7 separate regions of the Homo sapiens genome follow, and all the other regions are linked to region 1. Evidence: chromatin loops called from intact Hi-C (ENCODE). Cell type or tissue: heart right ventricle. All regions are shown on one strand. Region 1 has its middle 44 kb from the start of LINC01641. Region 2 has its middle 36 kb from the start of LINC01641. Region 3 overlaps CDC42BPA (CDC42 binding protein kinase alpha). Region 4 overlaps CDC42BPA (CDC42 binding protein kinase alpha). Region 5 overlaps CDC42BPA (CDC42 binding protein kinase alpha). Region 6 overlaps CDC42BPA (CDC42 binding protein kinase alpha). Region 7 overlaps ITPKB (inositol-trisphosphate 3-kinase B).

Evidence for each region. Peaks named below come from ENCODE experiments on the same cell type or tissue, not always from the same donor. Only the 100,000 strongest peaks of a DNase experiment are listed, where the experiment ranks them.
Region 2: it touches region 1 in a loop (3-fold over the local background); 26 of 110 quality-filtered maps call a loop at or near these places.
Region 3: a loop joins it to region 1, with 5 times the contacts of the local background. A loop is called at or near these places in 65 of 110 quality-filtered maps.
Region 4: it touches region 1 in a loop (6-fold over the local background); 67 of 110 quality-filtered maps call a loop at or near these places.
Region 5: a loop joins it to region 1, with 3.0 times the contacts of the local background. A loop is called at or near these places in 4 of 110 quality-filtered maps.
Region 6: a loop joins it to region 1, with 4 times the contacts of the local background. A loop is called at or near these places in 66 of 110 quality-filtered maps.
Region 7: it touches region 1 in a loop (4-fold over the local background); 40 of 110 quality-filtered maps call a loop at or near these places.

The regions. Positions count from the first base shown.
Region 1 is chr1:227,435,940-227,439,939 of GRCh38, reverse strand. No RefSeq gene overlaps it. Among named protein-coding and RNA genes, the nearest start is that of LINC01641, 44 kb to the right of the region's middle. In heart right ventricle, a CTCF peak has its summit at 2,045 (motif pointing right); no DNase peak of the experiment used is centred here; H3K4me3 peaks cover 557 bases; H3K27ac peaks cover 3,332 bases.
Region 2 is chr1:227,355,176-227,359,175 of GRCh38, reverse strand. No RefSeq gene overlaps it. Among named protein-coding and RNA genes, the nearest start is that of LINC01641, 36 kb to the left of the region's middle. RefSeq lists enhancers at 1,837-2,520, 2,521-3,206. In heart right ventricle, no CTCF peak of the experiment used is centred here; a DNase peak (open chromatin) is centred at 1,625; H3K27ac peaks cover 2,210 bases.
Region 3 is chr1:227,218,396-227,222,395 of GRCh38, reverse strand. The region is part of intron 2 of CDC42BPA (CDC42 binding protein kinase alpha); the gene reads left to right. Among named protein-coding and RNA genes, the nearest start is that of CDC42BPA, 98 kb to the left of the region's middle. In heart right ventricle, a CTCF peak has its summit at 2,274; no DNase peak of the experiment used is centred here; H3K27ac peaks cover 1,196 bases.
Region 4 is chr1:227,233,000-227,236,999 of GRCh38, reverse strand. The region is part of intron 2 of CDC42BPA (CDC42 binding protein kinase alpha); the gene reads left to right. It also overlaps the pseudogene LOC100418874. Among named protein-coding and RNA genes, the nearest start is that of CDC42BPA, 83 kb to the left of the region's middle. In heart right ventricle, CTCF peaks have their summits at 1,693 and 1,893 (motif pointing left); no DNase peak of the experiment used is centred here.
Region 5 is chr1:227,052,985-227,056,984 of GRCh38, reverse strand. All of the region lies in intron 21 of CDC42BPA (CDC42 binding protein kinase alpha), which reads left to right. Among named protein-coding and RNA genes, the nearest start is that of COQ8A, 110 kb to the right of the region's middle. In heart right ventricle, no CTCF peak of the experiment used is centred here; no DNase peak of the experiment used is centred here.
Region 6 is chr1:227,243,884-227,247,883 of GRCh38, reverse strand. All of the region lies in intron 2 of CDC42BPA (CDC42 binding protein kinase alpha), which reads left to right. Among named protein-coding and RNA genes, the nearest start is that of CDC42BPA, 73 kb to the left of the region's middle. In heart right ventricle, a CTCF peak has its summit at 1,683; a DNase peak (open chromatin) is centred at 1,789; H3K4me3 peaks cover 407 bases; H3K27ac peaks cover 2,438 bases.
Region 7 is chr1:226,632,243-226,636,242 of GRCh38, reverse strand. It overlaps ITPKB (inositol-trisphosphate 3-kinase B), which reads left to right. Exons shown (of 8, transcript NM_002221.4): 8 at 1,357-4,000. The coding sequence ends at 1,572. Among named protein-coding and RNA genes, the nearest start is that of ITPKB-IT1, 41 kb to the left of the region's middle. RefSeq lists enhancers at 296-1,079, 3,186-3,335. In heart right ventricle, CTCF peaks have their summits at 1,746 and 1,945 (motif pointing left); a DNase peak (open chromatin) is centred at 1,942; H3K27ac peaks cover 1,978 bases.

The DNA.
Region 1 (4,000 bases):
ATCACCCAGAGAACTTGTTAAAATGCAAATTTGTGGAACCCACCCCCAGAGTTTCTGATTCAGTAATAATGGGATGAGGCCTGAGGCTTTGCATTTCTTTTTTCTTTTCTTTTTTTTTTTTTTTTGAGATGGAGTTTCACTCTTGTTGCCCAGGCTGGAGTGTAGTGGCACGATTTCGGCTCACTGCAACCCCTGCCTTCCAGGTTCAAGCAATTCTCCTCCCTCAGCTCCCAAGTAGCTGGGATTACAAGCTGTGCCAGCACGCCCAGCTAATTTTTGTATTTTTAGTAGAGACAGGGTTTCACCATGTTGGTCAGGCTGGTCTCGAACTCCTGACCTTAGGTGATGCATGCACCTTGGCCTCCCAAAGTGCTGGGATTACAGGTGTGAGCCACCGCACCTGGCTCAGGCTTTGCATGTCTAACAAGCTCCCAGGGGACGCTGATGCTGCTGATTGGGAACAACAGTTTAAGAACCACTGATTTAGGAGACAGGACTGGTGGTTGTATCTTACCTGTGGGCTGGGGTGAAAATAAAGGTCAAGAGGGGAACAGATGTGGTGTTTTGTACAGTTCTGTGAGTTGTTTTTTTTTTTGTTAGTTTGTTTTTCGAAGAGAAGTTTGCTGTCTGTCACCCAGGCTGGAGTGCAGTGGCTTGATCATAACTCACTGCAGCCTAGAATTCCTGGGCTCAAGGGATCCTCCTGCCTCAGCTGCCTCAGTAGCGACTGGTCTCAAACCCTTGGGCTCAAGCAATCCTCCCACCTCAGCCTCCCAAAGTGCTGAAAGTACAGGCACCAGCCACTGTGCCTGGCCCAGTTTTGTGTTTTTACATATGCTTATAACTTAGCAGTACACGATTTCCATTACTCCGTGCTCCAGTAGTTGTGGGAAAGAGAGGCACTGTTTGGGAAGGGGCACATCAGTGTGTATCCCAACCCAGAAGCTATATTCTCTGCTCTTATAGTGACCCTGTCCACGCCCTGGTTGGAAATCAACTTGAAATTTGCATCTCTAGATTTTTTTTAAGTGTACTAATACGTGTCTCAAAATTTCACAGCACAACTGGTGTTCGAAGCCATGTTTTGGGGTGTCCTAATTCTGCCTACCCATCTCACTCTCTGTTCCCATGGCAGCTGTGCCCTACCAACTGATTGAGTGTCTGGTTGTCACCTGTCCATGTCACCCTCCCAGCCCATACGGGACCACTCTGTGGGGGCTCTGCAGCAAGCCTCGATGCACTGTGGACCAGCTGGCTGTGTCCCAGGAGTTCTTGGGGACCTGGCTGTCTCCTGATGTGATTTAAAGTTTGAGTTATTGGTGACATTAATGCAACTGCTCAGGAAGTAGAAAATCCCCAATATATATGTCCTGTGCCCTTTTAGAGAAAAGGAAGAGCTTAGGGGTGGGGAGGAGAATTCTTTGTTTTCATTGCCTACTACATTTCCCTAAATGATCCCCACTTCTAACATTTAGCCCTGGGAGGAAAATTCCCAAATAAGTTGTAATAGGAATCTGAAATCTTAGCCAGCAGGAGCAGAGGGAAAAATGTTGGTAATCCGCTATCTTTTTTATCACGTAACAGTCAAACTTTATTTTTGCTATGAGACTTTATTTTTAGGGTGGTGAATAGTCTCTGTAGAGGGTGATGGCTTCATTTTTATCCTCTCTGTAAGACGGTAATGCATTCTGCACAAACTATACTGCGTTAATATTTCTGCCATTAGTAACTTCTCATATATGAGAAAGTTAAACAATATCTATCTTAAAATAATGTTTTGTCTTATGTTGTACACTTTGAGAGTGTTTTAGAAAAATCCCTCTGTCCTCCCTAATGTTACATAATTTTTTTCTGCGTAAATTAGACTTTATTACTTTTTCCCTGCCAGAAATCTTAATCTGGGGGCATTTTTTATGAATGATGGAGAAAATTTGGTGCCTTATCTGGAGAGATAGAGAGATATAACTATTGGCCATAGGAAAAAAAATTTAACGGTAGTCAGTGTTCCTTGGAGTAGGTTTCATTTGTGTTTTAATACACTTCGCCATTAGATGGTAGCACAGTAATAGACATAACGATTTAGGGGTAGAGGCACGGTCTCGTCCCCCATTTTAAATAAGATCAGAAAGGTCTAAGTTGGTTTAATAGAACCATCAGATGGTCTTCGTCAACCCCAACACCGTAGATTTGGGTCTAGGACCTTAGTCCTAAGACTGTGGCAAGTCAGATTGGGGGTGAATGTTATAAACAGGAGCATTGGTTTCAGGTTGCCCTGTTACCTCCAGATCTGGGATAATTATCATTTAAGCCTAAGAATGCTTGGATGGGTTGGGGGTGTTGTTCTGAGACTCCTTAGCACAGCTTTTGGCCTCTCTTTTTCTCCCCTCCCCCCTCCCCTCCCCTCCTCTTTCTCTTTCTTTCTTTCTCTTTTTCTTTCTTTCTTTCTTTCTTTCTTTCTTTCTTTCTTTCTCTCTCTCTTTCTTTCTTTCTTTCCTTTCTTTTCTTTCTTTTCTTTCTTCTCTTTCTTTCTTCCTTTCTTTTCTTTCTTTTCTTTCTTTTCTTTCTTCTCTTTCTTTCTTCCTTTCTTTTCTTTCTTTTCTTTCTCCTCCTTCTCTCGCTCTCTGTTTCCTTCTTTCAACAGAGTCTTGCTCTGTCACTCAGGCTGGAGTGCAGTGGTGTGATCACAGCTTACTGCAGCCTCAAACTCCTGGGCTCAAGCGATCCTCCCACCTCAGCCTTGGAGTAGCTGGGACAATGGGCACACATCCTCACACCTGGCTAAGTTTTCGAAATTTGGATGTCGAAATATATAATTTATTATTACCTCATGACAGAGCTATTGTTTATCCAACATTCAAATTAAATACATTTCTTTGAATTAGTATTGAATTTTCTCTTCCTTGTGTCTATACTTTCCTAAATTGATGTTTAAAAAACACACAAGGGCAGTGTTTGGCAACTTCTCTCCCACATCATTTGTGACCTGGGAAAGGGAAAAATGGCTCTTCTCCAGTCTGTTGGTTTCAAGGGTCAGCTGCCCTTTGACATCAATGTCTTCCTGTCTTCTGCAGTGTCATAAGGTATCATTAACAGGAATTCCGTGTCCCAAGGGGACAAAAGAAAACCAGGTCAAGGGAACTTGCATGGAAGCTTAAACGTTTTTAAGAATGGCAAATTTGGCTCCATTTTTAACATAATTGAAAGACTCTCTAACAGTATTAGAAAGCTAATGGGGCTATACATGGCTGATAGAAATAGAAAAGAATCCAATTCGACCTAGTTTCCATAAAGATAATGAGTCCAAGAAGAAAACAAATCTGGAGAAATAAAGAAAACAGAGCGGATTTGATTTACAAACATTTTCCTGTTTTTGGAGTTAAGGTGATGGAGTCTCAGTGGGGCTCCACGGGTCCTAGACTTGCCAGGGCAGTTCATTCCACCTCTGTGGGAGCCTGCATCCGTGCCCCCAGCACAGTTAATGCTCCTTTAGGAACTTGGCACTGCCAATCCCTCATTCATTGGGCCATTGCTACAGGGTGTTTCACTGTTAACTCACAGCCTTCTCCCTCTTCCCCTACCCTCTCCGGGGACCATCATAACTGTCACAGTCAGAAACCAGCCCTCCACATCCCGAGTCTGGGGCTCTCACCAATCCTCCTAGTCTGGGTACATCCCCACTACTGCAGGGAGAGTTGCCAGCCAGATGAGCAAGGACCTAGACTGCCTATTGGGGGCAGCCCTGCCTCAGTGGGCCACTCTCTAGCCACCCAGCCAGTGTCCCCATTCTGAGGAACACAGACCCACTCATCTCCTTCACCTGTTAGAAAATTACTTTTACTGGCCGGTCACGGTGGCTCACGCCTATAATCCCAGCACTTTGGGAGGCCAAGGTGGGTGGATCTCCTGAGGTCAGGAGTTCGCGACCAGCCTGGCCAATATAGTGAAACCCCGTCTCTACTAAAAATAGAAAAATTAGCTGGGCGTGGTGGCGGGCACCTGT
Region 2 (4,000 bases), 81 kb after region 1:
AACTAACCCTGTGTACCAGCCGACCAATTAACCATTTGGTATTAATTACATTGGATCCTTTCTACACTGGAAGGGGCAGTAGTTAATCTCGATAAAAATGGATACATATGGATGTAGGTTTGCTTTTCCTACCCACAGTGTGTCAGCCAGCACCACCTTCTGAATAATTACAGTTTTTATCCAGAAATATGGAATGCCGTGTGACATTCTATTAATTCAAGGAGCCCACTTTACAGCAAAGGAGAGTAAAAGTAGACACGTGGTGGGGAGATCAACTGGTTCTACCACCCAGACCCTGCCAGCCTGCTGAGGGGATAAAATGGTCTTTGTAAGGGAGCCACAGAAGCTTACGCTTGGAGATGCCAACCTAAGAAGTTGGGGCATCATTTTCCAGATTGCAGGACATGTCCTAAATCAGCTACCACTCTATGGTGTTGCATCCCCATTGGGAAGAATACTTGGGTCTAGGAAACAGGGTGAAAATAGAAGTGGCTGTGCTTATCATCACTGTCAGTGACTATTAGGAATGTGTGATTTCTGTCCTTGCAGCTTTGTACTCTGTGGGTTTACAGGTTTTATATTCTAAAGGAAAACACACTAGGGGACACAGCAGTAGTCCCATTAACTTAATTTTTTTTTGAGACAAAGTTTCCCTCTTTTGCCCAGGATGGAGTGCAGTGGTACAATCTGGGCTCACTGCAACCTCTACCTCCCAAGTTCAAGCGATTCTCCTGCCTCAGCCTCCCAGGTAGCTGGGATTACAGGTGCGCACCACCATGCCCAGCTAATTTTTTGTGTTTTTAGTTGAGATGGGGTTTCACCAAGTTGGCCAGGCTGGTCTCGAGCTCCTAACCTCAAGTGATCTGCCTGCCTCGGCCTCCCAAAGTGCTGAGATAACAAGCGTGACCCACTGCGCCCGGCCAGTCCCATTAAATTTTATAGCTACTGCCTAATTACTTTAGGTTTCTTGTTATAAGAGACAAGAAAAAAGGAGTCACCATTCTGGGAATGTGTCATATTGGGGATTCAGCAGGGGTCATTGACTCTGATCACTAAGAGGAAGTAAAACTGCTGATATACAATAGTGCCAGGAAAGGTATATAATATTTGGCACCCGGGACATCTCCAGGAGAATCTCCTTGTACTCCCTTTACCAATTTTGATGGCAAATTGCCAAGTGCCATGGTTGCAGCCTGAGAAGGACGTGACAACCAGGGTCTCAGACCCATCAAAGATGAGGGTCTAGGTCACCCCAGCAGCTAAGCCACCGAAACCAACAGAGATGATAGCCAAGGGTGAAGGGACTCTAGAACGGGTAGAAGAGTGAGATAATCAGCTGGCCTCTCAGGATCCATTGCTGTAGTGACAGAGCTGTGGTTTTTCCTGCCAATCCTCTCCTTAAATTTCCCAGAAAAAGAACCAGTCAGAATCTTGGAGGAACTATTTGCAAAGACTAATTTACAAAAAAAAAAAAAAATCCAAGCAGCGGAAAAGGGTGGACTGTAGTTAATACTATGCACTGCCCAGAACTTCCCTGCAGGACTGAGATACCATTTCCCCAGCTGTCGGAAGTGTTGGCCGAAGGGCTTTCAGCTGAGTCACTCTCCAGGAAATGTTCTCAGTCCCTCGCCCAAGGACATTCCCTGCCTGGGGTCAGTCTCCAGCCACTGACTGAGGGAGGCAGTATAAAGGCCCATCCCCCTTTGCACCAAGGTGGGACAAGATGGGCTATCCAGAGCTCCCCTCTGACTGCAGCCTGGCTTTGTTCCAGCTGCTCCCCAGTTCAGCTCTTCCCTCTTTTCAATCCTATCTCCTTCCATGCCCATTAGTGCTGACTCATAAGACACACCCCAGTAAACCTCCAGCAGGCAAATCTGTCTCAGAGTCTGTCTCAGGGGACCTGACCTAAGAAAACGTTATCAATTTACTGTAATTTATAAGTTAAATAATGTAAGACACAACATAAGGAAAGAGTCATCTGATAATTCACAAAGGAAATTGCAGAGGAACTGGATGAATAGTGCTATTAGATAATAAGAGTGTTGTTGGGTTAATCTTTACAGATAGAGGAAGATTCCCTGTTGAGACTGTGTCCAGAGGCGAATCAGAATGACGGATAAATGAAATAGAAGGTTTGGGCAAAGAGAATAATATCAGGCAATGTTCTGTGAGAGGCAACTTATCAGACACATCTTGTACGGCATCTTCCATCCGCTCAGCTCACCTTTTTACTCTAGCCATTGATGTGGCTGGTGTCAGTGGGGACAGGTGGGGCTAGCTTACAGCAGTATCCTAATCACTAAGAACTTCACCAGCAATGAAGTGCAGGTGAGGCCGGCAGCAGCTTACCTCAGCTGTATCACATTTTTCTCCACTGATCTCACTTCCTGCCCTATTGGCTGGCTATAGGAACTGTTCAGCCACTGTCACACAGTGGCTGTGCAAACCTGGCAGGGAGTTTCATTTCCTGGGGCAACGCTTGACCAGTGGGAGATGGTCACAATTTACATGACCATAGAGCGTTCCCAGAGGGATGGAGCCCCAGTTGCACATGATAATGGCCAGCTTAATAGCAGGCCCTTGGATTGCTTTCTCTCCTGTTTTACTCTTCTACTCCCTCATTCCTATTCTTCTGGATCACTTCCCAAAATAAATTACTTGCATACAAACCCTTATCATGGAATCTTTTTTTTTTTTTTTTGAGATGGAGTCCTGCTCTGTCGCCCAGGCTGGAGTGCAGTGGCACAATCTCAGCTCACTGCAACCTCCACCTCCTGGGTTCAAGTGATTCTTTTGCCTCAGCCTCCCGAGTAGCTGGGATTACAGGCACACACCACCATGCCTGGCTAATTTTTGTGTATTTTTAGTAAAGACAGGGTTTCGCCCTGTTGGCCAGGCTGGTCTCGAACACCTGACCTCAGGTGATCCACCCGCCTCGGCCTCCCAAAGTGCTAGGATTACAGGTGTGAGCCACCGCACCCAGCCATGGAATCTACTTGTTAAGGAAACTCAGGCTAAGACAGTTGTACCGAAGTGACCCTAAAAAGGAAACTTTCAGGGTCCTTTAACAGTCCTTATCACAGATAAGAACCCGTGACTGGTGTTAAGTGGTTAATTACTACCGGTTTACAGCAGCATCCTAATCCCTAAGAATTCACCCAGTGATGGACGAAGGTGAGACGCCGGTGAATGCTGAAGCGTTGTATTATGTCATAGTAATGGTCCTTGAACAGCCTGGTAACAATGTGTATTATATGAATGTGGAGTTGGCTGGGTCTTGTTAACAGAATTAGAAACCTTGAAAAAGAAAATGATAGGCTCAGGTTAGTCAACTATCAACTCAAGGCATGCTGTCTTAAGACATGCCTTCATGGAGGCATTTTAAAGGGCTCTTGTCTTCTGTAACTGGGGCCCAGGACAGCAGTGCTACAACGGATAATGATTGCACAACTTTGATGGGTCTCCCAGGGTTACACTCTGGGACATAGAAAGGGGGCATTGGAGTGGATGAACCAGAGAATCTTGAGGCCCCGGGCCCTCCTGAACTGTCGAGGTTAGCAGAAGTAGCTCACTATCTCACACTGGCGGAGAGGAGCCTCTCCTCTCCAAAAGACCCTTCAAAAACCTCGCCTGAGGCTGTTGCCTCACAAAATGGTGAGTGTCCTTTTTAGGACCCATGCCTGGCTCCCTTCATTGCCTCAAGAGCTGGCTAATATGAACCGGCAGGAAATGAGAAGGTGTACAGACAGGTGGATCTTGAGGGAGGTGGGCTAGAGAGGGTAGCATCTAAGGCTGGGTAGGTGAGAGTTCATTGATATAAGAGCATCCTCCTACGATGAGGAGTTTCACATACTAGCAAGGACATCTGAGCCAGTCCCAGGATGTGCTGGGATTGCTCCCTAAAAATTGAACATGATGGTGACCTGCAGTAAGGCCAGAGGTACTCCAGCTGTCTTGCGGAGTTCTGAGGAAGAGGTTAGAAAGCTTGGGGAGATGGAAA
Region 3 (4,000 bases), 220 kb after region 1:
ACACGAGTAGCTGGGACTACAGGTGCCTGCCTAATTTTTTTGTATTTTCAGTAGAGATGGGGTTTCATCAAGTTGGCCAGGCTGGTCTCAAACTCCTAACTTTAAGTGATCCGCCTTCCTTGGCCTCCCAAAGTGCTGGGATTACAGGCATGAGCCACCGTGCCCAGCTATTTTTTTAAAGACAAGGTCTCATTCTGTCACCCAGGCTGGAGTGCAGTGGTGCAATCACAGCTCACTGCAGTCTTGACCAAGCTCCCATCTCAGCCTCCCAAGTAGCTGGGATCACAGGCATGCACCACTATCCCTGACTAATTAATTTTTTTTTTTTTTTTTTTTTTTTTTTGGTAGAGATAGGGTCTTCCTATGTTGCTCTGGCTGGTCTCAAACTCCTGGGCTCAAGTAATCTTCCCTCTGCAGCCTCCCAAAGTGCTGAGATTATAAGCATGAGCCACCATGGCTGGCAATAATTTCTTTGTAGCCAGTTTTTATACCAAAAGGCTGAGGGAAAACTAGAGTAATATTTTTAGGTTTTATGGCTGGCTTTGAGGAAAGGGAGTTCTAGTTTCTGTGACCTAGAGAAGAGGGATTCTAGTTTCTATGGCTTACCTTGGGGGAGAATGGGACTGAGAGACAGAGCAGGAGAAGGTCAAAGAAAAACTTCTGTGTCTAATGCAGCTGAGTCCTTCATTTTGGAGTATTGTTTTCTGAGCCCAACAAACTTTTTATTCAGCTTTGTGTTCTCAGCAGTTAGCATAATGTATAGCATATAGTAATGTGGTAAAAAAAAAAAAAAGCCTATTATTTTTCTGTTGAAATAATGAGGTCTTGAACTAGGCCAGGGGTAGTGGGAAGGGAGGGTGGGTGGGAGAAACATTCAAAAAAGTCAACTTTGGATGTTAGTGATAAGTTAAAGGTATGTAATTTATAGATGATGAGATTTGCAACTTGAGTGAGTTTGGTATACAGATTGTTGACTTCTTAAATTTAAGACATTTGCTGAACATGCTAGAGAGATGACCAGTAGGCAACTACAAATAAGGGTATAGATAGTAAGAGATAGGGATTTAGGAGTTGCCAGCATATTGGTATTAACTGAGGCTTTGGAATAGATAATATAAGTCAGGAAGGAGAGGAGATGTAAAAAAGGTGGAGTAGAGATCCTTGGGGAACAATATTTAACAGGTTACAGCAAAAGAAAGATTAGAGAAGTATATTAATTGTCAGCAGTGTCCAGTAATGAAGAAAGGGTAAAGCAGATGAGAATTGAGAACAATTTATTTGGAAATTAGACAGTTGTTATTGAACTTTGAGAGAATAGTTTCAGTCTAGTAGAGTGAAATAGAAATTAGATTGAAATAGGTGTTTGAAAGAGGTTGAGAAGCAAACAAATGATGAGCAAGTGGAAAAAGCAAGCATGTACTACTCTTTCAAAATGTGCTTTTTGGAGAAATGTGTTGTGGAAAGGGATGTGGTATCAGTTCCTTGAGGAAAAGGTAAAATGGGGGTGACGTTTTTGTTCATATTTTTGTTCTTGGATGGGGAATGGTCTTGGAAAAGTTTTTCAATTGATATCCAGGAGAAAGGGGGATTGAAAGCAGGAAAGAAATTTTTAATGGAATAAGGACAGGAAGGGAAGGAAGGAGAGGGTTTGGGATCAAGATGTCAAATGATACTGTTAGCCCTGAAAAGTGGTAGGGTTCAAAAGGAAAAGAGGTATGAAGCGCAAAAACATTTAGAGTTGGCATGAGGGAATGTAAAAGGTCTGTTATCTATAAAGTAGGCAACCAGGTCATTAATTGCTGGTGAAGAGTAGATAGGACAGGAATGGGATAGTTTGTGGTGGCAGGGTGGCACAGGACATTTTGGAAGATTAGTAAAGTTCTGTTGAGAGTGATAGAATTAATGTTAGGACTGCAGGTAGATTTGAGGGTTCAGCTGAGATTGAGCTATGGAAATAAAAAGCAATAATAAAAAGACAAAGTATATATATATTCTTATATATATTATTCCTTACATAATATATATTTCCTTATATATAACCTTATTTTATATATATCCATATATGTATGTGTGTGTGTGTGTGTATATATATATATATATATATATATATATAACATGACTTTTTTTCATTAAAGAGACTGAAGAAAAAAAGGGATTTGAAAAATTACTTGTAGTTGCTCATTAGGATATGTAAGGCAGTTACTTAAGGACAGCCAAATTTGCTCTACTGTCCTGATACTTGGAAGAATTAAAGAATGGGGTACAGGGCTGGGGAGTTGGTGGCAGCAGAGAGCAGTCCAGCAGTCTGTCAAGTCCTGCCTGGTCACAGGTCAGTGCCATTTAAACCTCCAGGATCAAGTCAGAGCACTTGACGCATGACTGATAATATTTGAGATTTAGTGTGAGGTGTCTTTTTAAATTTTTTTTTGGTGTGTTCTTGCTGTATGTGTGTACTGATTAAAATATGTAAAATAAAAGCAACAGGTTGCTGGTAATTAACTCTGTTATTTCAAGACAGAATTGATTTTGTATAGAAAGGTAGTATTGGCTGGATTATGAGCTTTACTGCTTATTCATTCCTGATGAAAATATCTCTGCTGGGCTTACATACCCTGTAGTGTTTATGAACTAGTAGGTTTAGAAATGAAGAGACCCTAGAGAGATAATCATTTCCTCCAAGATGTTTTGTCTTCTACCAGGAATTTGTCAATAGATATATAGGCCCAGTGGGTAGGCTCACCTCTGCATGAATATTTGATAGGAGCATTTCTATCAGTTATGCTCTTTCTTAAAAAAAAACATGAAAATAAACGCATCATTTATGTAACTCTTATAAGAAATGCATAAATCATGGGAAACAGTGAGCAAGATATAATTGAAATTCAGCAGCTCAGTGAGTTACGAACCTTCTCTCTACAACTCAATTGTGTTAGTTACTGCTTAACTTAACGCTGGGTTTTCCTTTTTGCTTTCAGGAAAACCTTTAACTTACGCCCTGGGTGTTGCCTGTCAACAGTTTCCTGGTGGCTCACCGCTTCTGCCTGCTCCAGCCTTGCTCCGGCAGCTTCAAGGCTTCTGGGCTTCAGAGCTTGTTGTGAAAGCTTGCTGCTTTGGCCTGCTACCCCTGCTTCAGGTGTCAAAAGCTTTTAATTAGCTTGCTTCCTCTAATTACTATAACTAGGCCCTTACGTGTCTGCATAATCCAGTTCTAGGGTCTGAAAGGAGAATTACCTTTAGCCATTCATTCTTCTTTAAAAGATCTTTTACTTTGGCCCTCCTGGCATTCATGGGAGAGTAAGAAGTTATATTGCATGATTCACCTTTGATGGTGCTAGTCTTCAGTCTGTAGGGGCAAACTGGTGTGGGCATACTGTATTTTATAGCCAGTGTTTGTTCTGATTGGTTGATGCCCATGCTGTCCCAATTTTAAAGTATTTTGACTATTGCTACTGAATATATAAATTGTGTCTCCATAGAAAGGATATCTCTAGCTGGTTTAATAAACTCTTTGTAGTGTTTTTAGTTTGCTTATTAAAGATAATATTTAGTTCCCTCCCCCATTTTTAATAAATATTTTGAACACAAATTGGTCGCTCACAGAACAGTTTTTAAAAATGCAGATACAGTGATTTCTATACATTTTGTAATGATCACCATTAACATGTGTCAATAGGTATCAGAATTATAGGTATGATGAATGGGAAGAGCTCTTCAGTACTTATATAACTATTCAGTACTTGGAGTAGTAAAGTATACTAGCTCTCTTATCAGACAGCCAGGTACATATTCTGGTTCTATTACTTATTAATTTTGTCACTATGAGTAAGTTAATTAACTTCTCCAAACATTAGTTTACTAATTTAAGTGGGGATTGTAGAATCTGCTTTAGATTGGTGTAAGGATTAAATGAGGGGTAATATATGTAATATGCTTAGCCCAGTGCTAGGCACAGAATAAGCTTTTTATAAATAAGAGTTATTTTTTGTTATTATTATTAATC
Region 4 (4,000 bases), 200 kb after region 1:
ACAATTACAGCTCACTGTAGCCTCGACCTCTTGAGCTCAGTTGATCCTCATACCTCAGCTTCCTGAGTAGCTGGTACCACAGGCATGTGTCACCACAACTGGCTAACTTTTGTATTTTTTGTAGAGGTGGAGTTTTGCCATGTTGCCCAGGCTCGTCTCACACCTCGGTCTCCCAAAGTGCTGGGATTACAGGCATGAGCCACTGTGCCCGGCCTTATATGATATGCCTCTGTCACAAAAGTCGGGATCATGGTTAACTCCATTGGAAAGGTGGGGGTTGTGATCGGGTAGGGCTGTAGGGGCAGGGTTCTGTGTTATTGCATGTTCTATTTCTTGATCTGAGTTTTAGTTATATATTGTTCACTTTATCATTGTATAAACATAATTTGTTTTGTAGTTGTATGTAGGTATGTTATGATCAATTATAAATGGTATAAGATAATTTAAAAAGGTTTAATAATTATGGAACATATGTCTTACAAATTATTTTTAAAATATATACACTAACACTTGATAGATGGAACTTGTATGAGGAAATACAAAAACTTTGAATAGTTTAAGATTAGCACTTTTAATATTCCTATATCATAAATTGATAAGCAGATAAAAAATCAAGACATAGAGGTATTTGTTTTTTTTGAAGGGAGAAACTTTTAATGGCACAGTTATTCCAATTCCACGTTAAGATGATTGGTAAAGTAGTGATTTTTAAAAACAGCAAAAGCTGGTTTCTCCCAAATTAGTTTCCCCAAGGGATTAGAGGTCAGTCTGTCATTCAGTCAAATCTATATCCAGTAGGGACCACCCAGTTTTGTTTTAGGCTAGTCTGTTGGGATATATAGTCTGCAACTAGCAGAGTTGCAGCTCTAACAAGTGTTAGAAATGTTCATTCACAGAATCACCTGAGGTACATAGAAAATAAAGCTTCTATTAAAAGAATTATGCTACAGAAAAGAACAGAGAGGATATATATACAACACAGGAAGACTCAGCTGATTCAGGGACCCCAGGAGAAAGTGGCTTTCTTCATTTAAAAAGCTACTTACCATCTCTCCTGTTAACTTATTCCAAATCTAGAAAGAAAGTACTTGCCAAGAGATACTGATTATATATGGGAATTTAAATCCTCCTTGTTAGGAATTCCACTAGCAATTCTTTTGGAAAACCTGAAATCAAACCATTTAGGTTCTCACAGAGTTTTACTCTCTGGAGATGCTCTGGTTGGGAGGTTGGTTGGAGTAGGAGTTGGAGCAGCAAGCATTGCGTAGAATGCTAGTCTGTGTGAAAGTCCTTATTAGGAAATTAAAAGGGTTCACTTTGCCTTGTCAGCGGTGAAAATCAGCCCTCAAGGAGGCTGAGAGGTAGCCAGGTTTGGAGTTATTTCCTTTGTTAGGGAACTCTATCTAACCCCCAAAACATAATTCAAATAGTATACACAAAAGTTTGGTTTAGTCCAGTTCTTCAGGCCCTGAAGCACATTAGCCATTGTCTAAACTCTTGAATTATATCTGAACTAAAAGAATAAAAGGACTTCTCACCCATCCCCACTTGCTATATTCAACTTGCCATATTTAAAAAAATACTCAACTCGCCATATTTAAGAAAAAACTTTTGCAGGACTGGCTGGACAGACTACATACTAAAACTTTTTCTAGTACTGATCAGTGTGTGAGATTTCTAACCAGGATTTCTGATTTGATTCCATAGTGGCCTTTTTCTGAGAGAATTCGAAGAAGGCATTGTCACCCTAGTCAGTTTTCTAGGAATTGACAGTCAGCCAGTAGGGGGTGGCAGTCTTCATTCTCCCAGACCAGGCTGCAGATGGTGTAGGTTCTCCTCATTTCTTTGGTGTCATGTTGGACCCTTCAGACTTTGATTGCTGGAAATCAGCATACACAGAGAAGGCTCCATCTGCTGGACCATTCTTGTAAATATCAGCCATGATCTCTACACTTGAAGGTTTACTGTAAAACAGAGGTGTCCAATCTTTTGGCTTCCTTGGGCCACATTGGAAAAAGAATTGTCTTGGGCCACAGATAAAATACACTAACACTAACGATAGCTAATGAGCTAAAAAAAAAAAAAAATCACAAAATCTCATACTGTTTTAAGAAAGTTTACGTATTTGTGTTGGGTCATATTCAAAGCCGTTCTGGGCCACATGCGGCCTGTGGGCCACGGGTTGGGCAAGCCTGCTGTGATAACCATTGCTGTAGTGCTTGTCATCTTTGTAGGAAGGCGTGTAGTGAGGCTTACAAATTTTGAACTTGGGAATGTCTGTCTGCCTCCGTCACATGGGAGCTGAGAGCCATATTGAAATGGTGCTCACGTGGTGGATAGAATAGGGTCTTCAGGCTACGTGGGAGTCATAGAGGCTACCTGAGAGAGAACAGGCTTTTCTTGGTTCAGAAATTCTAGGTTTGAGAAGGAAAGCCTACATACAGCCATCTCCACACTGCACAATAGATGAGCAGTTTTCAGCAGACATCTCCACATTGGTGTTCTTATTGGTCTAAATGTACACCTGGTCAGAAATGGTTTTCATGGCCCCAGATGTTCAGGAAGAGCTACATGAACTCTGTTGATGATGTCTTTTTAATTGTTAGACATTTTGGCCACTGTTCCTGGATCAGCATTTTTTGGGCAGACCCATTTTCTTAACAAACTGTACTCTCTGAGGCAGCTTGGATCTATCCAGGAAAGTTTCCACTAGTTAATTTGCATAGCTCATGTTGGCATTATGGAGACTCAACAGTTTATCTGCAGGGTGTGAAATTGGGGTATTAGTCAGCACCGTAAGGCAGAAAAGGTGGCCAGACCCACTCTTTGGGCTCTGGATCCTGGATTTACTGAAACCGCAGATACCCTGAGCCTGAAGATGCCATGTCCAGTCCTAATACCTGGTTCCTGGAACCCACCTCCACCACTGTTGCCACTTGAACAACATAAAAAAATATTTTAAGGACATGTTATCTTGCTGAACCTAAAAGATAAATAGAGAATTCTACATGCTGCAGAGACTACACATTCTTTTCTAGCTTATTTATGTATTTATTTATTTAAAATTGAGACAGAGTCTCGTCCTGTCACCCAGGCAGGAGTGCAGCAGTGTGATCTCGGCTAACTGCAACTTCCACCTCCTAGGTTCAAGTGATTCTCCTGCCTCAGCCTCCTGAGTAGCTGGGATTACAGGGGTCCGCCACCACGCCTGGCTAATTTTTGTATTTTTAGTAGAGATGGGGTTTCACCATGTTGACCAGGCTGATCTCAAACTCCTGACCTCAGGTGATCTGCCCACCTCAGCCTCCAAAATTCTGTGATTACAGGCGTGAGCCACCGTGCCTGGCCCAAAATGGCTCTTTGAAAGGGTTAATAGGATATTTAAAAATTGTTGGGGTCTTGGGAGGAAAATCACATGATTATTTCAATAAAGGAAAAACATAACTTTGATAGGTATATGTTACAAGAACTCAGAAAATAGGAATAAAGGGGAATATCCTTAACTTGATAAAGGATTTATGCCAATAACCTAAAGCAAACCTTTTATGGAGAAACTTTAGATGCATTCTGTCTAAGATCAGGAACAGGACAAAGATGGTTAACACTATTACAGCTTTATATGTTACTGGAGGTCCTAGATAGTCCATTAAGAAAAGAAATAGAGGCCGGGCGTGGTGGCTCATGCCTGTAATCCTAGCACTTTGGGAGGCCAAGGTGGGCGGATCACAAGGTCAGGAGATTGAGACCATCCTGGCCAACGTGGTGAAATTCTGTAACATCTCTACTAAAATAAAAATAAAAATAAAAAAATAGCGGTTCTAAGATGGCCGAATAGGAACAGCTCCAGTCTGCAGCTCCCAGCGTGAGTGACGCAGAAGACAGGTGATTTCTGCATTTCCAACTGAGCACATGGCACACCAGGACATCATATCCCGCACCTGGCTCGGAGGGTCCCACGCCCATGGAGCCTCGCTCACTGCTAGCACAGCAGTCTGAGATC
Region 5 (4,000 bases), 380 kb after region 1:
AAGGGAAACAAGGTGCATTATGTATAACTAGTAAGCTTACCCTTACTGGTCACAACCTTTAGTCATTTGTTAGGATTTGTTCTAGCGCAATAAAATGTATTTACTGTTTTCCAAATGATATAGTACTTCTGTAATACTGTTTTTGTATCATAAGTTCAATTAACAGAAATAAATATATCACTAAAAGATTTGAGTTTATACTTGTTCTCAATACAAAATATTAAATTACCTTCTACTTTGTTTTCAAAATACTTCTAGCTAGAGGATAAAGAAAATTGATAGAAACTGGATTTTGGCCAGGCATGGTAGCTCACGCCTGTAATCCCAGCACTTTGGGAGGCCAAGGCGGGAGAATCGCTTGAGCCCAGGGTTTGAGACCATCCTGGGCAACATAGGGAGACCCTGCCTCTACAAAAAAATTTTTTAAAAATTAGCCAGGCATAGTGGCACATGCCTGTGTTCACAGCTACTCTAGAGGCTGAGGTAGGAGGATCAGTTCGGCTCAAGAATTCAAGGCTGTAGTGACCCGTGATTGTGCCACTGCCCTACATCCCAGGGCAAGAGAGAAAGACCTTGTCTCAAAAAAAAAAAAGAAAAGAAAAGAAAAGAAACTGGGACTTTTTAACTTACAGTTTATGTTTACCAATAACAAACAACTTGTTAGATGCAAGCTAGTTTTTAGTAGGTTGACCATATATAATCCATATCACATCTTGGTGTTTTTTACTTTGAAGCAAGGTTTCTTATGAGAGGGGTTGTTACTTGTGCAAATCTGTAATTATTTAGGCAGTAGAAAAGGCCTGTTGATACATATTCAAGATGAGTGGTTTTAGTTATTTTTATTATTTATAGGAAAACCATGCTGTCCATAATTTGAGGAATTCTTGATAAGTGGGTCATCTAAAAACCAGTTCTGTGATCCTGGGCGGCGGGGGGACCTTTTTAAATGTACTACTGTAAAAATACATTTGAGGATCTTTTAGTAGAAAAATCCTAACAGCTTCAGGGACCATTATGAACATTTTGCATTAAAATGTTTTGCAGTATGGACAGTACCACTAATATTCAGCTTTTCCTCTTTTTTTTTTTAACAGAGCATTAAGTAAAATGATACTGAAATATAGTAGATGTTTCTAATGACTGTTCGTCAGAGTAACACCTTAAAGTATGTTTACTTAGGAAAAGAAAATTAGCTAACAAAAAAAAATTGCATTTACTTAAAGATATTTCTTATATTGAATTTATAATATCTCTGCTACTTATGTATGTTTATTAGCTTTTGCTGCATTATTATACTTAATGCTATAGTATTTTAGCACATAAAAAATGACAAAAAGAATATTTTAACTTCCATGGCTAAAATATTAATAATGATTATGTTTGTTTTTAAGGTTTTAAAATACTTTGTAATAAAATAACTAATGGTATTAATCAGTTGCTTTGCTGCTATACTATATCAGAGTCATTGCCAATTCATAATTAAACTGAATCATAGGCTGTCTTTAAATGCCAGCATGTATTCATTGAATATTCTGAAAGTTTAATAGAATTAATTGCTTTTTAGTGGATAGAATAAGCCATTAATTATAAATGCATTGGTAGGCATTTAATTGTGGTTAAAATTAGTAACTTCCTGAAAATTCCAGTCTGGTTGGCGATAATTAAAACTTGAATAAAGAAAATAAGTGATTTGTGGTGTAACACTTTTGAGATATTGTTTACACTGGCGGTAACCGAGAAATGAAATACTTAAATCTATTAATGTTATTAGCATTAGTTTCATTTAAAAGGCCTGGACATTTTTTTTTATATTTGAAATGGTTTTTGCCCTGAGTTTATTCACCTTTACCAAGCTTTGTCCTTTGTCTTTAAAAGAAACACACTTTGAAAGTAAAGTGGTAATTTTTAAATTTTAATTATTATATTCATAGGTTTTTAAAATTAAAGATATGACTATCACTATAAATGGCATAGTTCAACTTTTTAATATGCCTAATACCATCTCAAAATATTTCAGTATTTTCACTTATTTTTAATATTTTTTATAGGAAAAATTACTTGATTTTGTTTAAACTCTGAAATTGATTTTTATTTAAGAGTATATAGTTCTAAAAAGCTAGTATGGTAAATTTCATTATTCTACTTTATTACAATTAAATATTTTCATTTAAATTAAATATTTTCTATTTCTGAATAACCACCTTTTACCTCATTCAGCAAAGAAAATCACTTTTAAATTTGTCCATATCCATATTCTCTTTCATTTTTATTGTTGGAGAAAAACTAGTTAGGAGAATAAGACTTGACAGAGGAGCCAAGAGGTGTGTGTTAAAAGCCTCAAGAAAAGAGTTACTAATTTGTGTAGTTGCAAATTAAATTGATAGTGTATTTTTCCTTTCTCCAATATCCCACTGTCATAATACCACATTTTCATAGGATCAGCAAACATGCTGGTAAATGTTTTAACAACCAGCTCTGGGACTAGAGAAAGCCCTGCTTTTTAGGTTCACTGATTTCATGATATAACCTTCCATTAGTCCATATACTGACAAAATGGCTTAAGGCAGTATTTTCTAATTTTAATGCGAGAAAGTAGAAGACAGTATGCCCAACTTCTGTCAGCATGTGTTTAAACAGCTCAAAGAGCAGACCTGCTGTAAAATTTCAACCAGTGCTATTGCAAACAGCAAATACTTGGCCTTTCCCATTTTTAAAGAGTTTTTGAAATAATCAAACCCAGATAATACAAAGCCGTTATATCAGCTATTCACATATACACAGCATTACCTTTCACACAGGAACTTCGCATTTTGTGTCTTTCTGTCAAGCTGTGGGGCTAAATAAAGCCTTTTGCAACAGGTCAGAAACTTTACAATTTTCTTAAGATGGCTCAGTTTCTTACACATAGAAAGTCCCCTACTTAGATACCTTAAAACTTCTTGAGATGACATTTCAGTCAGTTTTAAGTTCTTACTGGTATAAAATGTATCAATTCTGCTTTGCTTCTCAGTTCCATTTTAACTAAAGCCCCTCTCCATGGACACCTAATTCTTGCAATGTGTATAATCTTATGAAAACTAGGAGGAGGAGATTTTTAGAAACTAAAAGACATTTCTGCCATATTCCCAACTCAGAGTCATATTTCATATTTATAATCTAAACTGATTACTTTCTCCATGGCTGTCCCTGAATAAAATTGTAAACTGGGCCAAAATGTGTCTTGAGTCCCATTTTCTTCTACTTTTTCTTTTCCTGGTCAAAATTTACTATCAGGAAAGGAAATAATATAACTTAGCCTCCTTGATTATTAAATTACTTTGAGTAAATTACTCTGCTGTGGAGATGCCTCTGGTAGGACAAAAATAGTGCTGAATTTGGACTTGAGTTGGGATACAGGCCTGGCTCTCCAACTTCACAAGGCATACTAGTTTCATGAAATCAGCCACATCACATGTACAGAGCTGATATTCAGCTGGTAAGCTTTAGTTCAGTGGCCCAGTTTTTTAAATATTGAGTATCCTAGCAGTTGGTAAGTGGTTGCTGCTCCAAGACCCCTAATGCCTTCACCCTTCTTCTCCCTACTCCTCCCAAATCCAGTAGCTGAAAGTTTATGGCCTGGTGGTGGCTTTGTGGTTACCAGAATACCTTTCCATGCCCACCACCCAGGAAGGCCGTAGGTGGGCACCAATGGAGGGCACGATAGTGTTTCCCAGCCTGCTAGCCTATTCTTCCCATACACTTGCCAGATGTTTTAAATTCTCCACATTGAACAGAAGTTGACTGTTTTTAACATATGCAACATATCATACATTGCTGATAGTATTCTACATTAATTATCAATAGGAAAATATCCCCAACTTGAGAAAACAATTTGTGCCCTTAGAGATTGAAGCCACATGCCCAGAGTTCTGTTGAGCTAAAAACAAATCTATGAAGTTAATTTCTAGGGGAACCTTCTTTTCCAAGTGTTTCTACTCTCAATTATTTATCATTCATTCAA
Region 6 (4,000 bases), 190 kb after region 1:
TTGAGATGGAGTCACACTCTGTCACCCAGGTTGGAGTGCAGTGGTGTGATCTCGGCTCACTGCAGCCTCCATCTCACAGGTTCAAGCGATTCTCCTGCTTCAGCCTCCTGAGTAGCTGGGACTACAGGTGCATACCACGCCTGGCTAATTTTTGTATTTTTAATAGAGATGGGGTTTTACAGTGTTGGCCAGGCTGGTCTCGAACTCCTGACGTCAGATGATCCGCCTGCCTTGGCCTCCCAAAGTGTTGGGATTACAGGCATGAGCCACTACGCCTGGCCCCGTTTTTAATTATTTTAATCTGTGAAATTTATCTTATAGAATCCCAAATTCCTTCTCTGTGTTATCTTGAATTTCTTTGAGTTTCCTCAAAGTAGCTATTGTTTTTTAAGATGGACTGTCACTCTGTCACCCAGGCTAGAGTGCAGTGGCACGATCTCAGCTCACTGCAACCTCCGCCTCCTAAGTTCAAGCCATTCTCTTGCCTCAACCTTCTGAGTAGCTGGGATTACAGGCGTGCACCATCATGCCTGGCTAATTTTTGTATTTTTTTAAAAATAGAGATAGGGTTTCACCATGTTGGCCAGGCTGGTCTTTGACCTCAAGTGATCTGCCTGCTTGGCCTCCCAAAGTGCTGGGATTACAGGCATGAGCCACTGCACCTGGCCAAAATAGCTTTTTTTTGAGACAAAGTCTCGCTCTGTTGCCCAGGCTAGAGTGCAGTGACACGATCTTGGCTCACTGCAACCTCTGCCTCCCAGGTTCTGTGATTCTTCCATGTCAGCCTGCTGAGTAGCTGGGATTACAGGCACCCACCACCACCCCTGGCTAATTTTTATATTTTTAGTAGAGATGGGGTTTCACCATGTTGGCCAGGCTGGTCTCGAGCTCCTGACCTCAAGTAATCCACCCACCTCGGCCTCCCATGGTGCTGGGATTACAGGTGTGAGCCACCGTGCTTGGCCCAAAATAGCTATTTTGAATTCTGTGTCTGAAATGTCATGTGTCTCTGTTTCTCTAGGATTGATCCCCAGTGCCTTATTTAGTTCATTTGGTGAGGTCAGGTTTTTTGGATAGTGTTGATGCTTTTAGATGTTTTCGGTGTCTGGACATTGAAGAGTTAGGTATTTATTGTAGACTTTGCAGTCTGGGCTTGTTTGTACCTGTCTTTCTTGGGAAAGCATTCCAGGTATTTGAAGGGACTTGGGTTCAAAGGCCAATAACACAGTGGTTTTTGCAGTCTTATATAGGTATTGTCTTGGTGGTCTTGGATAAGATCCAAAAGTTTTCTCTGGATTACCAGGCAAAAACTCTTATTCTTTTACTTTACTTTCTTCCAAACATATTGGGTCTTTCTTTCTGTATCGAGCCACCTGGAACTCTGGGGATTTGGTGATACAAGCACCCCTGTGGCCACCATCACTGGGACTGTGCTGGGTCAGACCTGAAGCCAGCACAGCACTGGGCCTTGCCCAAGGCCCTTCCCTTCAGGGTGGTGAGTTTCCCCAGGCCCCGGGTGTGTCCAGAGATGCTGTCTGGTAGCCTGCGATTCTAGTTAAAAACCTTAGCAATCTACCTGATGTTTTATTTTTACTACGTCTGTGCTGGCATTCAAACCACAATACAAAAAGTTCTTCCCGCTCTTCTCTCCCCTTTCCACATGCAGAGGAGGAGCGTCTCTCTGTGGCCAGCACCATGACTGTTCCATGAGCAGTTCTGCCAGGCCACACCACCAGTGTTCACTTAAAGCCCAAGAGCTCTTTCATCAGCTTGTGGTGAGTGCTGCCAGGCCTCGGACTCACCCTTCAGGCAGTGGGCCCCCCTCTGGCCCAGAGCCGGTCCAGAAATGGTGTCCAAGAGGCTGGACTTGGGGATCTGAAAAGCCTGCCTTTTGTTCTGTCCCACTGTGATACCTGAAAGCAAGACAAAGTTCCCTTTACTTTTCCCTCTGCTTTTCTCAGACAGAAGGAGTCTTTCACAGTGGCCACCACAACTGGGAATGTGCTGGGTCTCCTTTGAAGCAAGTAGTCTCAGACCTCAAGGCCCACAGCATACTCCCTGGGTATTGCTGGTGCCCAGTGGCAATTCATTGCCCAAGAACTCTTTAGTCAGCAGGTGATGAGTCCTGCCAGGACTGGATCCTTCTCTTCAAGGCAGCCGGTTCCCTTTTGGCCCAGAGTGTGTCTAGAAATATCATTGGGGAGCTAGGGCCTGGAATGGGGGCCTCATGGCTCTGCCTGGTGCTCTGTTCTAGTGTGGCTGAGCTAGTATCCAAGATGCAAGACAATGTCGGGGCTGGGCATGGTGGCTTACGCCTGTAATCTCAGCACTTTGGGAGGCCAAGGTGGGCAGATCACCTGAGGTCAGGAGTTTGAGACCAGCCTGGCCAACATGGTGAAACCCTGTCTCTACTACAAATACAAAAATTAGCTGGGTGAGGTGGCACGTGCCTGTGGTCCCAGCTACTCGGGAGGCTGAGACAGGAGAATTGCTTGAACTTGGGAGGCAGAGGTTGGCAGTGAGCTGAGATGGCACCACTGTACTCCAGCCCAGGCGACAAAGTGAGACTCCGTCTCAAAAAAAAAAAAAAAAAAAAAAAGATGCAAGACAAAGTCCTCTTTACTCTTTGCTCTTCTGTTCTTAAGCAGAAGGAAGGAGTCAGTCTGGTTCCTGTGAGCTGCACTGCCTGGGTTGGGGGATGGACAGCTGATGCCTCCCTAGGTCATGAGCAACCCTAGTTCACTGGCTCTAAGCACTAGGAGTTGCCTAGGAATTGGAGTCCTTGTTAGAACCCAACTTGACTGCCATTCAGGTTTACCTAGGACCCCAGAGCACTTCAGCCTGCAGTGGTGATGCTTGCTGGGAAACTCGTTCTGACTTGCTGGGATGGGTGACTCCCCTTTGGCTAGAGCTAGTCAAATGCCCCTCCAAGCATGGCCACTGGCTGAGCCCAGCAGGGCTTCATTCTCTGCTGTGACAGGGCAGCACTGAGTCTCTGCGCTTTCCCTCCCTGAAGTATATTCTCTCTCTCTACCTCATGGCCATTGCCAGGGAATAGGAAATAGGGGTGGCATCCATGATTCAAGACTGTCTCTCCTGTCTTCCTCAATGCCTTTTTTTCAAGATATGAAGTTAAAACCAGGTACTGTGATTGCTTACCTGAGTTTTGGTTCTTGTGAGAGTGCTTTTCTCTTTGCAGATAGTTTTTAAAATTTGCTGTTCCAGCATGGTGTGGGAGAGCTTGAATGGTGTAGGCTTCTATTCTGCTACCTTGCTTCACCCCTGGCCATAGCCAGATTTTTACATTTGTATGAGTTTGTATAAACCATCAAGCAGATCAAGATATAGTACATTTCTAGCATTCTGATAGGCTCCCATTGCCCCCCCCCACCATGTGAATAATCACTTCCTTGTTAACTATTCTGACTTCTATCACCATAGATTTTTTTTGCTTGTTTTTGAGTTTTATGTTAATGGAATTATGTAATATATACTCTGGTTTCTGGCTTCTTGTGCTCAACAGTACACTTTTGTAATTCATTCTTGTTTTTCACTGGTTCACAGTATTTTTCTTAATATGAATATGTCACAAGTTATTTATTAATGGTGTTCAAGTTGTTTATGGTTTTTGGCCATTATGAATAATGCTGTTAGAAACATTTTTGTGCATATCTTTTGGGAGCTATGAGCACTTATTTGTGTTTGATACAAATTTAGAATTGCTGGGTCACAGGGTAGGCTTATTTAGCTTTAGCAGATAATGCCAAATAACTTCCCAAGTGGTTAATGATTTATATTCCCGTCAACAGTGTATAAAGGTCCCAGTTGCTTTATAACCTCGCTAACATGGGTCTTTTTTTTTTTTTACTTTAGTTTTTTTTTGGTGAGTGAGTGGCCGTATTGTGTTATTTCATTTCGCATTTCTTGATAGCGCCTACATTTGAACACATTTTCATATCACCTCACATCACTTAGATATCCTTTCCATGAAGTACACATT
Region 7 (4,000 bases), 800 kb after region 1:
GAGCCCCCTTTGCCCCAGCTGCCTCTCTGGACGATGGGGGTGCTGCCTGGCTGCCTGACCCCAGGGGCCAAGCCTGGGAGAACTTAAGGCCACAGAGCTCTGTCTCAAAGCCGTTCCCACCCTTCTTCAACACTTCTGCTTTTATTTCTTGGAAAAGCATTTTGTTCTACACTTTTTGGGGTCTCCCTTAAGGTCTAGAAAGAGGCCAAATCAGCTTGGGTCTGTTGTTTTCCACCTGCGAAGAGGAAGCCCCTTTTTTGGGCTCAGCCTCGCCAGGGGCCCCACCTGCCCTGCACTGCTGGAAGCTGGAATGTCACCTGAGCCCTTTCTGTGCCCCCGGCCTTCCTCTGGCCCCACTGAGGTGATGCAGGGGTATGTGTGGCCATATTTGGGAAAGCGCCTCGCTCCCATGCAGAGGCTCTGAGCTCACCCAGGAGGGGCAGGCTCTTTGGTGCCCACTATCCCTGGGCCAGGCTGGGAAGGCCCTATAGGGTCTGCCCACGCTGAATCTGCAGGGGTTGTGCTGCTGGGGTGGGGGTGCTGTGTGCATTTGAAACAGGTTCTTCACCACCCCCGCCCCGGGATAGTTTGGACGCTCCTGGGCACCTTCCCCTTCACTGTGGTTCCCTGCAGAGTGTTTGGGAGGAGTCAGGTTCTAGGAGGCGGAAGGGCGAGGCCCCAGATTGGGTTGTGGTCTAGAAAGAGTGGAAAGTTTGCCCAGGTGCAGTGTGATTCATGCCCGTAATCTCAGCACTTTCCGAGGCCAAGGCAGGAGAATGGCTTGAGCTTAGGAGTTTGGGACCAGCCTGGGTAACATAGTGAAACCCTGTCTCTACAAAAATAAAAAACAAAAAGTTAGCCGGGCATCGTGGTGCATGCCTGTAGTCCCAACTACTCGGGAGGCTGTGGTGGGAGGATCGCTTGAGCCTAGGAGATCAAGGCTACAGTAAGCTGAGGTTGCACCACTGCACTCCAGCTGGGGCGACAGAGTAAGACCCTGTCTGGAAGGAAGGAAGGAAGGGAAGAAAGGAAGGAAAAGAAGGAAGGCAGGAAGGAAGGAAAGAAAGAGGGAGGGAAGGAGTGGAAAGTGTGCAGGCCAGAGTCAGGGGGTGAAGGGGTGCCTGCTGCTGCCCACACAGAAGGGTGGTCGCCGACCCTGGAACCCGATGCCCTCTGCCCAGGCATGGCCATTCTTGGGCCGGCTCTGCTGCCTGTCTGAAAATGGGGATTGGAATTGCAGGCACCCAACTGTCCGGCCTGAGCGAGCCTCCCCACCTGGTCACCCAGGCCCCGGGCCGCAGTGGGGAGGGCGAGGCCCGGGCTTCAGCTCACCCTTCACCCCCATGTTCTCCTCAGGTCATTGGCAGCTCCCTCCTCTTCATCCACGACAAGAAGGAACAGGCCAAAGTGTGGATGATCGACTTTGGGAAAACCACGCCCCTGCCTGAGGGCCAGACCCTGCAGCATGACGTCCCCTGGCAGGAGGGGAACCGGGAGGATGGCTACCTCTCGGGGCTCAATAACCTCGTCGACATCCTGACCGAGATGTCCCAGGATGCCCCACTCGCCTGAGCTGCCCACGCCCTCCCTGGCCCCCGCCTGGGCCTCCTTTCCTCCTCCTGTGCTTCCTTTCTCGTTCCTAACTTTTCCTTCACTTACACCTGACTGACCCTCCTGAACTGCACTACAAGACACTTTGTAGAAGAGGAGATGAGAGTTTCTAGTCATTTTCCTAACTTCAGGGCTTGGAGGTGGTGTTTGCACTGCTTTTTGTAGAGAGGGTCACCTACTAGAAGAGAAATGCCCAGTCTTAGAGGTGGGTCAGGTGTAGAGCTGGAGGGGGTCCCTGGCTGCTGAGGGGACCCTACCAGATGAGCCCTGCCTCTGGGAGCCCCCTAGGAAGCACCAGCCTGGACCTACCACCTGCGGAGGCCTGCTGCCCCCTGGCGGCCAGTGCTGTTAGAGTGCTGCCAAGCACAGCCTTATTTCTGCCGGGGCCTCCCCACCGGAGAGCCCAGGGGGCCGGCCGGGTTCCTGGTCCCTGGCTGGGAGCAGGGCTTTCTGGTAGTTGGGGCACAAAACCATCGGGGAACCACATGTTGACTGTGAGCAAAGTGTCTTCCGATTAGCAGCCTCAGGGATGCCCTGGTGGCCTCTCCAGGGCTGCTCAGGCAAGGCCCCCCACCCATCTGGTATGGAAACCTGCCGGCTCCAGGCCAGACCCAGGAGCCAAGAGAAGGCTGAAGCCAGCTTGGCTGTGTTCTCTGATCTAGGCCTTCCCAGAGGAGGCGAGCAGAAGCTGTGCCACTTGGAATTGCAACCCATGAGTTCAGAAGGCACACTCTGCCATGCTGAGCTCCAAGGGTGCTACCAGGGGAAGATGGGATCTATAGAGTCTCTGGGCCCTGGCCCCAGGGAGGAGCACATTTTTCTTGACCCTCACCTACCTGGTGCTAGTTGGTCAACCCTGCCTGCATACATGGGCTCCTGTCATGGGGCCCAGAGTCCCTTGCAGATATAGAAATAGGGGAGGAGCTCAGGTCTGCGCCAGGCAGGAAGAAGGCAGGCTTCTGGCTTCCAGAGGTGCCGCGGTGGCCTCCTGGCATCATTTGTTATTGCCTCTGAAACAAGCCTTACTGCCTGGAGGGCTTAGATTCCTGCTTCTCCAATGTAGTGTGGGTATCTTGTAGGGTATGTGGTGGATGCCAGGGCGTGCTCCAGGCACCTCTTCCTGAAGTCTCTGCATTTGGAGATTCGTGGAGAACCTATTTAAGCCCAATTTTAACTGAAAGCCAGTGAGTCTGATATGGAAGGGAATGTAAAATTTGCCTGACTTCTTAAGAACAAAACCCCCAGCTCTGTGCCCCATGCTCCTTGGGGCTTGCCACCCACTCCTTTGCTGTCAGAGGTACAGGAGCTGGGAGAGTCCAGGAGCTAGGGACACAGAGGGAGACTATGGACCAAGGTGTGTGTGTCTGGAGGAACCACTGCCCACCCCACCACCCCGGGGTCTCTGGGGAACTGTCAACCTGCCCACGGGACATGTACATTTCCCCTTTTGTGCTGGAAGTGTGAGTGACACTTGCTGGGGGTGGAGGGTGGGACACATGAGGATGTATAAGTACAGATTTTAAAAAAGGAAATCAACTTACACTTCCTGGCTCTTGTTTAAAACAGTGGTGAGCTCCTGTGTGGGCCGACTTGCTAAAGGTCACACACGCGCCCGGTGGAGCACGAGAGACCTCGTGGCAGCATGTGATCTGGAAGGCAGGCAGGACGGGGGCGTTGGGGAGCCAAAGTCAACTCTGGGCCTCTGGAGCTATAGTGACTTTTGGGCTAGAAGGGACCCTGGTGGTCTGTGCTTCAGCCATTTGCAGGGCAGGGGCATCATTAATTCAGACGTAAAGATTCTATGAATATGGACTGGCCAAAAGTTATCCTTACTCCATCTGTGAAAGAAGTTTGCTAAAGCAAATCATGATATGAACAAAAATTACAGGGGACCTGTTTAAGAGAACAAAATGTTCCAAGCACTTTAGGCAGACACCAGCTGTTTGCAAACAATGTGCTAATATGCAAATGATGTGCTTATTAAAGGAGGCCCATGGGGCCTCTTATTGGCAATACTTGGCTGTGGGTTACATTAAATATGTGAACATAGTATGAAGTAGCATCATTTTAGGGTTATTCTGTTACTTAGGGTTTTTGTTTTCTGTTTTTTTTTTCTCTTTTTTTGTATTTACCGTGCTAGTTCTCTTCTACACCTACTCTGTCTCTCAAGCCATTTTGCCACTCGCTTCCCTGCCATCTGGCCCTTCCCTTTGTCTCAGTGGGATAGATGGATTGTGAAATGGAATCTCCCAGAACCCCTGCCCTGGCAGCCTGGAAGACCGTGCCTGCCCAGCCCTCGTCACCACAGGGACTCCTTGGGTCCTGGCAGTGCATGTGCCAGCAGGCAGGACAAACTCTGTGTACCTGTGCCCAGGTGAATGGGCGCAGG